Regions from separate parts of the Homo sapiens genome. Here region 1 is linked to region 2. A link is a loop called in an ENCODE intact Hi-C map of the cell type or tissue named here. Cell type or tissue: gastrocnemius medialis. All regions are shown on one strand. Links, peaks and the distances in the headings refer to the core of each region. The heading gives the core; the rest is flanking DNA.

The links. Hi-C counts contacts between places; a loop is a spot of excess contacts. Peaks named below come from ENCODE experiments on the same cell type or tissue, not always from the same donor. Only the 100,000 strongest peaks of a DNase experiment are listed, where the experiment ranks them.
Region 1: it touches region 2 in a loop (5-fold over the local background); 3 of 110 quality-filtered maps call a loop at or near these places.

Annotation. Positions count from the first base shown.
Region 1 is chr1:10,661,929-10,669,383 of GRCh38, forward strand. It overlaps CASZ1 (castor zinc finger 1), which reads right to left. Exons shown (of 21, transcript NM_001079843.3): 5 at 3,155-3,643. Among named protein-coding and RNA genes, the nearest start is that of CASZ1, 130 kb to the right of the region's middle. RefSeq lists enhancers at 2,484-3,232, 3,233-3,980. In gastrocnemius medialis, for the core only: no CTCF peak of the experiment used is centred there; DNase peaks (open chromatin) are centred at 3,268, 3,621, 4,143 and 4,650; H3K27ac peaks cover 2,500 bases.
Region 2 is chr1:10,722,165-10,729,619 of GRCh38, forward strand. The region is part of intron 2 of CASZ1 (castor zinc finger 1); the gene reads right to left. Among named protein-coding and RNA genes, the nearest start is that of CASZ1, 71 kb to the right of the region's middle. RefSeq lists enhancers at 5,420-6,217, 6,218-7,014. In gastrocnemius medialis, for the core only: no CTCF peak of the experiment used is centred there; DNase peaks (open chromatin) are centred at 2,087, 2,602, 3,087 and 4,367; H3K4me3 peaks cover 659 bases; H3K27ac peaks cover 2,500 bases.

The DNA.
Region 1 (7,455 bases), core at 2,668-5,167, 59 kb before region 2:
ACAGTCGCATGCACTCATACGCCATCACATACACACTCACATAAACCCAGTTAATTACATGCACACAATCACATACAACACACACATGCATTCTCATACACTCTCACACACCCACATTCTCACAATCACCTATAACACACACGCATTCTCACACACACCCTACACAGTTACATGCACACAATGACATACAACGCACACATGCATTCGCATACACTCACACACCTACACACAGTCACAACACACACATGCATTCTCATACACTCTCATATCCCCACGCACAGTCACATGCAATCACATAAAACACACACATACATTGACACCCACCCACCCCCACACACAGTCACATGCTCACAATCACATACAACACACACATACATTGACACCCACCCACCCCCACACACAGTCACATGCTCACAATCACATACAACACACATGTGCATTCTCATACTTTCACACCCACACACCCAATCACGTGCATACAATCACATACAATACACACATGCCTTATTACACACTCTCACCCGCACATACGCACAGTCATATGCACACACATGCCATCACATACATAAACCCACACACGGTCACATGCACACAGTCACACACAACACACATGCAATCACACACACTCTACACACCCAGTCATGTGCTCACAATCACACACACAATCACACACACTCTCACATACATCCAGACACGCAGTCACATAAAACTCATATACTTGCTCACCCCCACACAGTCACATGCAGACTCTCACATAAAACACACATACCCAGACACAACACACACACTCATACAGACTCACAGACACCACACACTCACACACCTCACAGACTCTTGCGCTCACACTCGGGCTCACCAGCTCCCATCCCTAGCCGCCTTCCTGCCTCTGCAGACATACAGGTACACAACCCCCTGAACCCCTGCCCTGGGTCTCTCGGAATGAGGGAGAAGGCGGTCAGTCCCAGGCTAATTCTGAGCTGTTCTTGCGGACCCACCTCTTCCGCACATGCCCCACCCCATGGCCGAGCCGTGACCCCAGTGCACACGCACACCTGCCCCTTCACTGCCCGTGTGCTACATGCCTCCCGTGTGCCATGCCCTGCATCAGGGTTAGGTGCACCCGCGAGACTGAGACCTGCACGGCCCCCGGGGACACCATGTTCTCTCTGCTCATGTGCAAGCCAGCCACGTGGGCACACTTGGGGCGGCAGGACCCCAGGCTGACTACACAGCCAAGGGAAGGCGTGGCTGGGGGGTCTCCTCCCAGGCGAACCTGCCAGGTCTGGGATCCTCAGAGACACCTGGGATGGGGGTCTAGAGGGGCAGGACTGGGCCTGGGGAGGGGAGGACACCTGGCGGGATGTGGAAGGAGAGGCTGTGGGCTCCGGGGAGGGCCTGGGACCCGGCTAGGGGAGGAGAGGACAGTCACAGGCAGCCACCTGGCACCCAGGGTGCACAGAGGGACTCAAGAAACCAAAAGACAGCTGTTCCCCTGGGGCGGGGCTGGCGGGTCAGCCGCTGTCCTGACCTCAAGCTACACAGGGTTGGGGGGCCCAGCTAGGGAGGAGTGGGCTCTGGCTGCTGGATTCAGTGGCTCAGGGACCAGGGAAAGGGGCTAAAAATAGCTGGAGGCAGCTGAGCCCTCGCTATATATGGCAGAGAAACAGGCTTCGAAGGGCAGGCAGCTTGCACAGGGAGGGGACCAGGCAGGGGTCCCTGAGGGGGCCCACAGGCCTGCATGGCCGAGCCCAGGGCCCAGAGAAGGTGGCTTGGGGGCCGAGCCCACAGAGGCAGCCAAGGCTCCGCTGTCTGTGTCCTCCAGCGCTCAGCGCTGAGTAGGCAGTCCCAGTGTCGGGCTGAGGGGGCGAGGCCTGGATCCCTGAGGCCATTGGCAGTTCCAGGCCCGCCTCTGCCAGCCCCGCTCTCCACTCCTCTGGGGGAAGGAGGCAGGGGCTGAGGCCCACTCCGCTCCCCGTCAGCTGCGGGCAGAGCTGGCCTGGGTGGGGGTGTGGAGGGGACGGTGGCCCTTGTCGCGTTCCTCTCCTCTCCTCTCCTCAGGCCCAGCACAATCACCTTGTGTCTGGCAACGGCAAGGGCTTTTCCTATCAGAGGAAACTGAAGGTCACACTTTTCCTCATTGATCTCGCAATGTTTGTTAATTACTCTGTCACTGATGTGGCGAAGGATAATTAAACAGCTCTGTTTATATCTTACATGCATAATTATGTGGCTGCGCAGGGCTCCCCGCACGGGGAGGAGATGCACCCCTTGCTGCAGGGGAAGGGCTAGGGGAGCGGGCAGGGGAGGCGCAGGGCACCGGGCACAAGGCTGGGAAGGAGGCCGGGGGCAGAGAGAAGGCCCAGACCTGGGGGCTGTGGTCCTGGCGACCCCCTTGCCTGCTGGAACCCCCGGCCCACCCTCCCCTGAGCAGAAGGCGCGCAGGGCTGCTCTCGATCCCCAGGACATGGACATGGAGACACCAGCAGAGCAGGGCCTCAGTGCCTCGTGGGAGAGAGGTCAGCCAGGGGACCGTGGCCGGGGCAGCTGGCTGTAAGAGGATACGCTGGCCGGGCTGGCAATCCATGTGGCCCTGAGACGTCCTGCTGGGAGGGCCAGGGACAGCGGTGTAGGGAAGGAAGAGGAGGCCAAGGGGAGTGGCAGGAGAACAAAGCTTGTCCTGGGCTCCTCCGAGAAAGCTCCGTAAGTAGCAGAATGTGCAGACAGCAGGCTCACAGGCTCATGCCGTTGACCGCTGCGCCCCTCTTGTGCCAGGTACTGTGCCCGGTAAGCTCAGGCCTCACAGGTGTGTGTAAAGAGTCACCTGCCCACCATCTGTCCAGCCATCTATCCCATCCGTCTGTCTATCCACCCACCCGTCTATCCCTCCCTCCCTCCCTCCCCACCTGTCCACCCCTCTGCCTGTGGTTTCTTGAAGACCCACTGTGTGTGGGGCAGCTGCAGCCCTTCCCTTCTCACCTGGGGTGCCCCTCCCCGTCCTAGTCTCTCCCACTCCAGGAGCCCTCCCTGGGTGGGATGAGGGGCCGGTATTTAGAGCAGGAGTGAGGAGTCGGGTGTGCTTACCAGACACACTGCCCCTTCCCCACTGGCCTCCCTGTCCTGGCCTTCAGCCTCCCTTCGAAGGCCAGGCACCCACCTGAAGCCTGCCTGGTGCTGGGGCCGCTGTCCTCCTTGGAGGCTGCCCCGTCCGAATCCTTCTCCTCCAGGGCACCGCCGTCCTTGGAGGGCTCCTCCGCGTGGTCTTCCTCATCGCTGCACCCCTGGGGCTGCACCATGTAGACACCCTCGGGAGGCAGCTCCAGGCCCTCGCGGGCAATCCGCCCCAACACGGGTGTGGGTGCCGGCTCCTCGCTGTACTCCCCGTTCACCCACTTCTCGATCACTGCCCGTCTCTTGTCTTCCTCGCTGCGGGGGGCCCGGGCTGCCCCAGACTCAGGGCCACTGCGCTCTTGGTCCCGGGGCTGCGATGGGCTGCCCTCCGTGTGGGAGCCGGCGTCAGCTCGCTTCTCCACCACCACCTGGCGGCTCAGCTTGGCGCAGATGGCGTTCAGCTTCAGGCCACCCTTGCGTTTGGGCGCCATGGCGGGCTTGCCTGCAGGCGGGTCCGTGCACCGGGTGCCCTCAGCTGCAGGGATGGAGGAGAGCACGGAGGTCAGAGGCGTGCAAGGCCAAGAACAACCCACCCTCCCGAACAGCCCTGCATCCCCCAAGCTGCAGGCCTCCCCCATTGACCACAGTGCCATCAAACTGCCCTGAGACTGCCTGGCATGTGTCTATCTCCCCCACTAGTCTATGAGCTCCGTGGCCATGCTTGAGAATCACTCTACTTTCTGAGCCTGGCAGGGTGCCTGGCACAGAGTAGGTAGTTCAAGAACTAGTCTGTAAATGAACAAATGAATGAATGAATGCCTCTTCAACTACAAGGGGCGCCCAGGTCCTGGAGGCATTTCCTAGGCTTGCTGGGCCCTGGGAGGGGGTGTGCCCTTTGACACACAAGGAAACTGAGGCCCAGGGAGGTTAAGGAGCCGGCTATGCGGTCAGGCTGTCAAGGGACAGCGTGGCATTCCTGGCAGCTTGTTCCGCTTGGGAGCGTCCTGCCTTACCACACGTTCCTGGGGAGGAGTCACAGAGAGCCAGGGACCAGCTTGTGCCAGCCTCTTGCCTCACTGTCCCGGCAGCACTTGGCTGGCACCCTCCCACCCGAGCACGTCAGCCCCTGGCGGCTCCTCTGCCAGGCCAGGTCCCTGGGCCCTACCTGACTCCAACCCTGCTCAGCAGAGAGCAGAGATCTCCTTTTCTCCCAGCCACTCAGGACCCTCCCGAAGGCCTCCGTGTTCCTCAGTCTCCTCCCTGCCTCAGGGTCTTCTCCAGCCCTTGCCAGCCCCCTCTTGGCCTCTCTGTCCATTTCCTGTTGCCACTCCCTTCCCCAAGCCTCAGTCAGAGCCATCCAAGTGGAGTTCCTCATGGCACTTCCTAGGGCCACTTGTCCCTATCCTAGGACCTTGCTCCCCAGCCTCGGCCAGCCTCTGCAGCCCCGGAAGGCCTGGCCAGCCCACTTCCCAGCCCCCAGGAGCTCCAGCAGGTGCAGGGTGGGATCGCTTAGGTCCCTCACGGAACGCCCCGAAGCGCCGGTCACAGCACCTAATCCCCGAATGTGACAGCCCGACACACACAGCCGGAAGGAAGCCCTCATGAGGCGACTTGAGAGCCAGCGACCTCCCTCGCGGCCGCATAGCCCAAACTCTGTCCCTGATAGGGCACCGAGGGTCCTGGGGGGGCATACGGCAAGCCCACCCACCACACAGCCTGGGACCTGCCACAAAGGCTGGCGAGGGTGGACACACACACACGCACACACACGCGTGCACACACAGCGCAGCCACATGGAACTGTCTGTCTGTCCGTCCATTTAGTGAGCTCCTTCTGTGGGCCAGACCCTGTGGTGGGGCTTGGGGACAGCGCAGTGGCCACAGCAGCAGGGGCTCGGCTCACACTCACTGTGTACAAAACAAAATGTGCCTCTCCATGGCCCTCACGGGAGGAATGGGCGTGTCAGAGTCTCCACATAGGCGGGAAGGCTGAGGGCAGGGCCCCCCGGCTCCATGGTCAGAAGGGGCTTCACTCTAATGATCACCCCCTGCCAACTTTCCACATGCCAGGAAACCCGATGAGAGGCCTACCCAGGCGGGAATGGCAATACCTGGGTCCACCCAGGGGCCGCATCCCTGAGGTGGACTTGACTCATACGCACAGATAACCGTCCCCTGATAGACACAGTGCCTGGCCGTCCCAGCCAGATCCTTCCCTTGTAGCCAGTGGCCAGTACGGATGGCTCACTTGGCCCAGACGAGACAGGGTGACTCTAGCCCAGCCAGGCCCACTGCCAGAGAAGGGTCTTCTCAGCCCACTCCCAGGCCTTCCAGTCCTGTGACCCTGGCTTCAGGGCCTTAGACACTTGCCCAAGCCGATGCCCACTCTACCCAGGTTCGTCCACATCTCCAAGTCTGTGCCACCCACACCCAAGACCCCAAGCACGATGCGGGGCCCCTCTCGAAGTTCTGAGACGGGGCCTCCTCTTCACAGCATCCCACTCGACCTCGGAGCTGCCCAGCAGGTTCTGTGACGCCGGGTGTCCTCCAACAGGCCTCCGGGGAAGCGGGCCTCACCTGGTCCCCTCATCCCTTGCCCTGGATGGGGAAGGGAAGGGGGGAGTGGGGGAGCCTGCACTATTTTTACCAGGAGGTAAGCAGCCAAGTGTGGATGGCAGACAGCAAATGAATCTGTAAATATTTATCCTAAGGAAGAGGGAAGCAGAAGCTCCCAGGGCCGCACTTGCTGCTGGTGACGCCCCCTCCCCGGGCCCCCACCCATCCTGGAGCCTCCCCGCACTTTGGCCCACCCAGCCCAGCCCACCTTCTCCCCATCTCGGCTGTGTGCCTGGCTCAGTCCCTGCCCGGGCCCCCACCAGCTGCGGTGCAGCTGTGTACCCAGGACCCGCCCCCAGCCCCAGGCCCCTTTGCTCCTGCCGACTCCCCCGGCACCTGCCCTCCAGCTGCCGCGCTGCCCCAGCCCACCTGCCTTCCAGATGCTGCCCTCCCTCTCCCTCTCTTGCTGGTCCCAGGGGTGGAGGTGGGAGGCGTGTGGGCCGGGGACACAGGGGCAGGAGGCAGAGGTAGGGCTTAGGTTTGTAAGTGCGAGCGCGTGTGAGGCTGGGCGGCGGGAACAGGGGTGCGTTGGAGCTGAGGTCTAAGCTTTCCGCCGCCTTCCGGCCCAGGGCCCTGGGATCCATAGACGATCCGCCCCCCACCCCGCTGTGGTCTGACCCCAGACTCCTGTCCATGTAAACATTCCTCTGACTTTCTTCCCTAAAATATAAACGCCGTGGCCAGGCCTCAATGGAAGGAAGCCATCCGTCCCCGGCCCTGTCACTGCCCCTTTCATCTCCTTCCCGCCACCAGCCTGCCCGCTGCTCTATTTACACTGGACACTTCCTCTGGGAACAATACTGCCCAGGAGGCAGGCTTGGGCCAGAGGGTGGGAAGGCGAGGGGACTCCTGCTCTGCTTCCCCAGAGACGGGAGAGGCGAGGGGAGGGGCTGCCGAGGTGGGCTGGGCCGGGGCCTGGGACCCACACACAGTCAGAGCCCACTCTCTGCTGGTGGCGGTGCTCTTGGCCTCCAGCCTCTGGCCCCACGGGCTCTGGCGCAGCACCAGGGTATGGCCTAGCCTCTGGGGTCAGGGAGTTGGGAGCTCACGGCGGAGCTCTGCCCTGCGCTAGCTCTGGCCCTGGGCAAGATTTTTCCCTGTAGAAAGGCGGCCAGGCTGTTAGGTGAGAGAGGGCACCTGTCTGTGCCAAGCACAGGGCCTAGCAGGGATGAACCTGGGAAAAAGCAGCTGAGCCCTGGGAGGGCCACCAGGCAGATGTGGTGCCACACGTGAGCTTGAGATTCCAAGGCTGAGAAACCTTACCTGGCCTGGAAGAGGCAGGGGACAGAGAAGAGGCCAGAGGTCTGGGGCAGGGGCGGGCTGGCCTCTCAGCCCCTCCTCGGATTCCTAGGTTCGGGACCTTCCCTCTCAGGGCGCCACGAGCAGCAGGTCTCCCCGCAGGTCTCTGAGCTGAGGAGACCCTGCACAGGGTTGGGGAAAACGGGCATGGACTGGACCGTCCACCTTTCCGGGCACTAAGGCATGACTTGTAACGGCCCAGCGGAGCCGGCACTGTCATTGTCCCATTTCATAGAGGAGGAGGCTGTAGACACTCCAGAGCCCAAGCTCACCCTGGCCAGGAGCTCCCGAAGGCTGGGACTTGGCCCCATCCCCATTAGGGCCCCTAAGCCGGCCCTAGGAAATCCCAGGCCTCTCTGCGGGGACTCCTTCCCCTGCCCCGTCCCCTCCTCACCCTCGCTTCCTGTTCCCATAACACGGAGCCCCTTAAAGT
Region 2 (7,455 bases), core at 1,911-4,410:
GGCTCAGGAGGCCATGAGGGCTCCTCAGAGGACCATGAGGCTTCCTTTACCCCATGGCTTTAGGGAGAACAGGCAGGAGAGTGAGTGTTGACGGGCACCCCATTCTCAAACGCCAAGGGGGAACTGGAGAGGAAACAACATGTTTTGCTGAAGACACTCAGTAAAGGATGAGAAGGTTCTGGTGCCACGCAGTTCCAAACTCAAGGCCAAGGGGCAGAAAAAGATTCCCTAAAGCAGCCTTCCGTCCCACACGGGCCAGCGAACAAGGGGAGCCTACAGGGCACGGACTTAGGGACCGAGTACCTTCGAGGGCAGATCTCTTTCCATTCAAGCTCGAACATTCTGGGTGCTCGGAGAAGGCTTCTTCTATCTTCCTATCACCTTCCCAGAACTCCTCCAAGTTTCCAAGGACACTGAAAACTGGGTGCTGGGAGCCCAAGTGGGCAAGGCCCACTCACAGGGGGGCAGCTAAGAGGCAGGTATCCAGTGAGCACCAATTCGGACTGGCCCAGGGCTCCATGTCTGCCCCCAGCAGAGCCGTGGTGGTGGCTGAAGGTGGTCCCATCTCACTCGACTTCCATTTCAAACATCCCTGTCTCCTGCCCCAGCCCAGCTGCCTCCCTCTGGCATTACTGCCACAGGCCTCTAGGAAGAGCTGGCGCCAGGGCTGCATGGGGCAGACACTCTCCCCCCCAAAAAGGCCTGCCCCCGCACCCCAGAAACAGGCCCAACAGGATGCCATCCGGGGGAGCTTGGAAGCCTTCCGGGAAGAGCACTGCCCTGGCACCAGTCCTGCGGGAAGGAGGTGAGCCGGGTCTGCCACTGTCTGCGCTCACCTGATGTGCGCCCACGGCAGCTGAGCACCAATGGGGTGTGCGTGGGTGCAGACGGGAGGTGCGCATCATGGCGCCAGGAGCCAGAGGAGGAAGGGCAAGTGGCTGGGAGTGGCAGCAGGCTGGCTGGTCACTGAACAGTGCCCTGGCTGTAAACCGGACGTGGGAAGGCCCCGCCTGCCAGTGTGGATGGTGGGTGGGTAGGGGGACAAGAGGAAGGGTTTCATCTGAACACCCAGCCAGAGGGGCCCACCTCCCCCTGGCCTGTCCATCACCACTGCACAGTGAGTGGGGGCAGGCCTTGCTTCTACTTCACTTGTGCCCATACCACAGTCACTCACAGATACAGCCTCCTAGGGGGCTCTGGGGTGTGGGGGCTCTCACTGTGCCATGATTTAGAGCCCCTTTAAAACCAACCCATCTGTGCATTAAAACCACCCATAAAACAGAGGAGCCACTGGCTGTGGCTCTGAGCAGTCTATTCAAGCCAGGCGCCAGCCTCTCACCTGCTGCCTCACCCCTGCCCCGGTGCCCAGCCTGGGGGCAGCACATGCCCTGTTGGACACGGCAAATTTGGGTGGGGTTAGGCCAGCTTCCTGGCACTGGGCAATGGGGTCCTGCGCTTTGCAGGTGCCTTTCTCATGGCTTAGAGGAAAGGACCCTCCAGGGCATCAAATCAGCAGCCCTGGCTGGAAGCTGCCCCCATCTCTGAATCTTCCTTGGCCCTGTCTCCCACTCTCTTTTCTCCATGGCCTGGGTCCTTCAGGACTAGATGCCCAGGAAGCTCATCCAGCGGTCACATTTCCCTCTAACTCCCCCTGCAACCTGGCTGCTCTCACGGTCAGCTTCAGTCCACCCGTCTCAGGTGGCCTCCCCAGTTCAGCACTGCCTGGGTCATGTGCCCCAGCCCCAGAGCCCACCTTCTCCTCTTCTTTGGGGGTTCTTCCCGAGTCCAAACCATGCCAGCAGGGGTTCAACCCTAAACTCACACCCAACCGCTAGCACCTGCCCCAGCCTCCCATATCACTTTGGATTCCTGGTGAGGACAAGTCCAGTTTTCCAAACCGACCTTGGAGCTCTTTGACCACAGCACACTTTGGGAGAAGGTGGAAGAGTCCTCCCCATCTTTGCCAAAAGAGGTGTCAGGCTAACGTTACACCAGCTTTAAAAATACCCCAGCACACGATCCACAGGGTGAGAGCAAAGGCCACGTGGTCAGAGCCGGGCTATAAATAGCCAGCAAATCATTTCCCAGAGCCACGGCCCCCTCCCCAGCACCAAGAACCTTTCTGAGGAAATCAAAGTGAACGCAACTGTTACCAAGTCACTACTAAAATATTTACCAGCCTGGCGAAGTGCCGAAGGTGCTTGGCACCGAGTGTTTGCTTATTTACAAGGCTGTTTTAAAGGGTAGAAAGCAAAATAAGGTAACCTGAGCTATTAAACCCGGGGGCCAGGTGGTACCTACCAGCTGTCAGCCACCCCAGGCATGTCGGGAGCTAGAACAGTCCTGGTGGAGATTCCCTTGAAATGGGTCAGGAAAGCAGAGAGAGGCTTTGGAGCCCAGGAATCACCTAGCCCTCAGGGGTAGGGGCTCAGGGAGTGGGAGCAGAGAGTGTTAGAGGTTAGAGAAGCACTTCTCCCCCAGCCAAAGCAAGCAGGGCCTAGCACGAGCTCCAAGGTTGCCCCTGGTCTTCGCTCAGAGGGGCACCCCAAGGGCACTGCCCAGCCAGAGGCAGGGGCAAGGGCCCTGGGAGGGAGAGGCAAGGCGGGGAAGAGGAGGCAGAGGAAGGCAGGTGGGGGGCTGGCTGGGAGCCTCGGAGGATGACATAAGGGGGACACAGCCAACCTGGGGAAGAGAAGGTGCTCAACTTCTCTCTTTCTCCTCTTTCTCTGAAGTTTCCTTGTGGTTTGAATTTAATTTTGATTTTCTCAACTTCAGCAGATTGAAGTTGAAATAACCTACAAATTACTTAATGTGTTGTAAATCTGGGGGAATTCAGGAGTAATTGGGACCACATGTTGGCCGGGAGGGAGCCCACAGAGGACGGAGGGAAGCAGCCCTCGCAGACGTGCAGGTGGCTGTTCTTCCCTGGAGGGAGGGGGCTTGGGCTCCCCTCGGTGGGGGTAGGATTCCCTAGTTGGCCAGGGAGCCCTGGATGGATACGGCGAGAACGTGTTAAGACCAAGGAGTGACCATGTCACTGCCCAGGGCAGCCCGGTGACCGTGGACACAGGGCGGCCAAGTAGGCTGGGTGCCAGGCGTCTGCCAGGCCCCTCCACCGTGCCAATGCCAACACCGTGGCCGCCTCCCGCTGCATGCGTGTGGCTGTCAGCTGAGCTCCCCTCCCGCCCTCCCTCTCCGGCAGGCTCCTCTCAAGTACTGAGCCATATGGTTCCAGTTAAGCTCCATATTTTTCCTTGTCGATTGAAGAGACACACTTTCCTCTTTGCCAGACAGTTTGCAGATTGCTCTGTTGGCTCAATTTCTTATTGGATTTCTCAAAAAACCTGACATTTTAAATTAATTTACAGCCACAACAAAAAGAGTTCAGAATTTTAATGGTGTTGTAAGTAATTTTTAGGTAATCCACTCCAGATTTTGATATTAACCTTTGAAACTGGAGTTCATTCAGCTACCATGTTACAATCCAGTCACACTCCAGGCCTGGGGGAGGCCAGGCTTGGGGAGGAGGTGGAAGCCAGGTTCTGGAAAGCCCTTTTTTTTTTTTTACTAGGAGACCCCAGAGAGGATGATCCTGGGGAACCCTGGACAGGTGAGTGACAAGACAGCGGCAGTGGGGTGGGGAGGGAATGGCAAGGGGGGCCTGAAGACAGCAGGGCAGGTGTAAGAGAGTCATTGAGGGGGCCAGAGGGCCTGCCGAATGTTCTAGAAGGATGGGCCGGACTTAGGAGGGGGCAGCATCCTCAGGATCCCTTAGTAGCAAGAGCAGGGTGAGGCTCCACCTCAGTGCACTAGGAAATAATGGTAATAGCAATAATAATGACAGCTAGCATTTGCTGAGCAGTCACTATCTGTCAGGGGCTGTACCATCTCATTGATGCCTCCAACCACCTATGGGGCAGGGCCTATACTATCACCACCACCACTACTACCAGTACTACTACTACTGCTGCTACTACCACCAGCATGACCATTAATTGTTAGTGTTTATGGAGGGCTGACCGCGTCCCAGGCAGAGTGAAGTCGGTTTTATAAACCACCTCATTAAACAGCAACAGAAACCCTGTAGGAGACACCACTGTTCATGCCCTCATTTACGGAGGAGGAAATGAGGCTTGGGGAGGTGAAACCGGGTCTCCCCAGCTTGGGGCTACTGACCAACAGCCACGCTCTGGGATGCCGCCATCCTCAGCCTACTCCGTATCTCCTTTCAGAAGATGCTATGAAATACTCATGGCCATCACAGTCCTCCTGGCTGGAGCCGGAGGGAGGAGGAGGGCGGTGTAGTCCTCCAGGCTGGCCAGGCTGGGGCCGGTGGAGGATGCCACCTTTTCCTCGTGCCGCCTCAGGCCAAGCTGAAGGCTGCATGCCAATCCGGCCAGAGGAAACACCGGGCACGGGGAATGGAGCCCTCGCCAGCGTCTTTACTAGGCCCTGGCGCTGTGCGGCCCCTGCCTGGGTGCGGTGCCAGCTCACTACACCAGCAGATCGTTAGCATTCCTTTCCTGCAGGAGCTGCCCAGGGCACCCAGGAAAGGAGACATGAAGATGAGGCCCAGCCAAGGCCGCTCTGGTCCCTGGGGGGTCCTTGCTGCAGCAATCACCCAGGCCCTGAAGAGAGGCCAGGGAGAGGCTAGCATGGGGGTGTTCAGAGGCCCAGGGGGTCTTCCCTGGCCTGCTCCGTGTCCTGGGGGAAATGGTTCAGGGAATGAATCAGCACCTGCCAAACCCACTGAGGTGTCAGGTAAATAGCACCATGTGGGGCTTCCTGGCCAGTTTCTCTATCACGAAAGCCAGGACGGAGGGGAGGGAGACCGGGAGAGGTGACTGGCAAGGTTTTCACTTTACCCACTCTGGAAGAGAACACAGCCTGTGAGTGAGGAGGACTGAAACGAAGGCAGAGGGGGAGCCATGGGCGCCAATGTCAAGCCCAGCCCACCAGGGAGGGTGGCATGGAAACAGCCTGGAGAAGGAAGAGGGAAAAGGGAGAGGTGGCCAGGGGTAGGGAGAGGCCCGCGACCGTCCCAGGCCTGTGGGAAGCTGGGAGACCAGGGCGTCTTGCAGGCAGGGGCTGCAGAGCCATAAGGCACCTGCTGTTTGAGCCCAGCCCCAGCCCCCACTCCAGGTCATCGGCCATCCAGCTCTTCATTCACAACTCTCCATGTGTGCTATTCTGGGTACCAGGTTTGCACAAGGCCTTTTAAGTCCAGAAAAGAAAAAAAAAAACAACCCAGCCTCCCAGAAGCTCACAAACACCCCAGCTCCTTGAACCCCCGGGCCCAGGGGATTCAGCACAGCCCAACAGTGCCCCAGTGCCCACCCTCTGAAAGTTGGGAAGCTTTTACGGTTCTGTCCTGAAGGACTCTCTTCCTTGGTCCCCATAGCCCCCAAGCCAGGTTCCTAGACTCCAAGAATGAGAAAACCCCTTTCCCAAGGTGCCAGGAGTTACAATAGGAACTTCTGCCTTCCCACCATGTCCAGGAAGAAAAAGTGTCTGCACCCTAGGGTTCAGGGTGCTAGGAAGCAAAAGTGGAGCTGAGAAGCTGGCCTTCACCTCGTTCCTGATCAGAGGCTGAGGAAGGCCAGGCAGCAGCTGCCAGGGCTGCCCTCAGCCCTTGCCCAGACTGTGCCGACCTGGGAACCTGTGGAGCCCCTGGCTAGTGGCCAGACAGCATGTATGAGTGTTGGGGGTGAGCTGGGGGGAGAACTCAGGCTTGCCATGCCCCGGCACCATGCCAACACGTGGAAGGTTGAACTAACCCCGGGCGCGATGCCACGTGCCCAGAAACTGGGCATCTGCTGGCACAGCAGCACGTGAAGAACGAGGGGTCCTACCACCGCCTATGCTCCGGGCTCCCCGTCAACACATCGCGGTGGTAGGTCTGCTCCTTCCCCACATGGCACTGGGTATGGGGCCTTCCAGTGTCCCCTTGGCACCATGCCTGCCACATACTGTGGGCTATCCCCATTGGCACCAGGCCGCACACGGGAGGACTCAGACACCCTGCTGGACTCTAGCCAAGCTCTGAATGGCTCTTCCCACTGGCCTGAGGCCATCAACTGGGCACCTCTGGGTTTGGGCCCCTGGGACCATCCATTTACTCTAAGGGCCCATGGGACCACCCTCCCGCCCCCTCTGTGCCCACAGACAACCACGCACCATCATTTTATGGACCACGGGAAAAGGTCAGAAGCTTTTGTAAAACTAGGTGCAATGTGCAAACTATCTAAAAATGAAAATGAACGTCCTTCCCCTCCGGTCACCAGGACAATCCTGTCCCACTGGTTAAATTTTCATTTGTGTTCCAATCGAGGGCGCAAACCCCAGAAACTTTCTGAATTGTTTCTCTCCCCAGCTGTCTACTGGCCTCTTGCTCTCTTTCCAACTCTTTCTTTCTTGGCTTCTTTTTTTAATTATTATTATTTTATTTTTTATTTCCCCCTCTTGGTCAGGTTAAAGCGCTCCTGAGGGGTGATTGACGGGGGTTGCCATGGAGACCCCGGCTTGAAAAAAAGCCTCGTTAGTTGCCAACTCTGTGTGTTGTTGTTTTACAACTGTGACCGACCGTCACATGAGAGGGGGGACAGCTGGGGGCCGGGCTGCACAAAGGGGAATGGCTTTTTAATGGAGTGCCTGGCCGGCGCTTGAAGACTCAATAAAGAGTTGCTGGTGAGTCCCCTCGCTGGGCCGGGCCCAGCACACGGGGGCCGCAGGCCCTTTGTTCCACAGGAGCTGGGATGGGAAAGTTGGGAAAACCAGCCCCTGAGAGGTGAAAACAAGAGGCCTTCCCCCCCCACTCTCCGGACAGCTATTTTCTGTCACTCTCACGGTGCCCGGACCGAGGGGACAAAACCCTGTCTTGGACAGGCTGCCATGCTGGGGGAGGCGGTTGGGAGGCAGCTGGGGGAAGGGGAGTGGGGAGGAGAGGGAAGGGGTGGGGAGGAGGGGGCGGCCGGCCTGCGGCTCCTGCCCCCCAGGCCCTCGGCGTTGAAGGCAGGTGGCCAATGGGAAACTAGGCCGCTGCAGGGCGGGAGGCCAGAGGGCCCAAGACAGGCCTGCGCTGGCGCTAATGGGAAGCAAGACGGCTGCAGGGGGGCTTCCTGGGGGAGGAGGACCAGGCTCTTCTAGCTGTGGGCCAGGAGCATGCACACATTCACAGGCTGGCACTGCGGGGCAGCCGGGCCCAGGTGGCTCCTCTCCCTCTCCCCGGCCACCCCATGAGAACTCCCCCACCCCCTTAGCTATCTTTCCCACCGCAGCTCCTCATCTGTCCCGGACAGTCCAGGGAGCCAGGAGGAGTTGCTGAGTGGCAGTCCACCATCAGGCCAAGAACTCAGCCCCTTCAGATGGCAGAAACCAAGTGCCAGAGCCCTGGGGGGCTTAGGGGAGCAGTTCGCAAAGCGTGGTCCGCAGGCCTCTTCCCGAGACCCTCTCAGG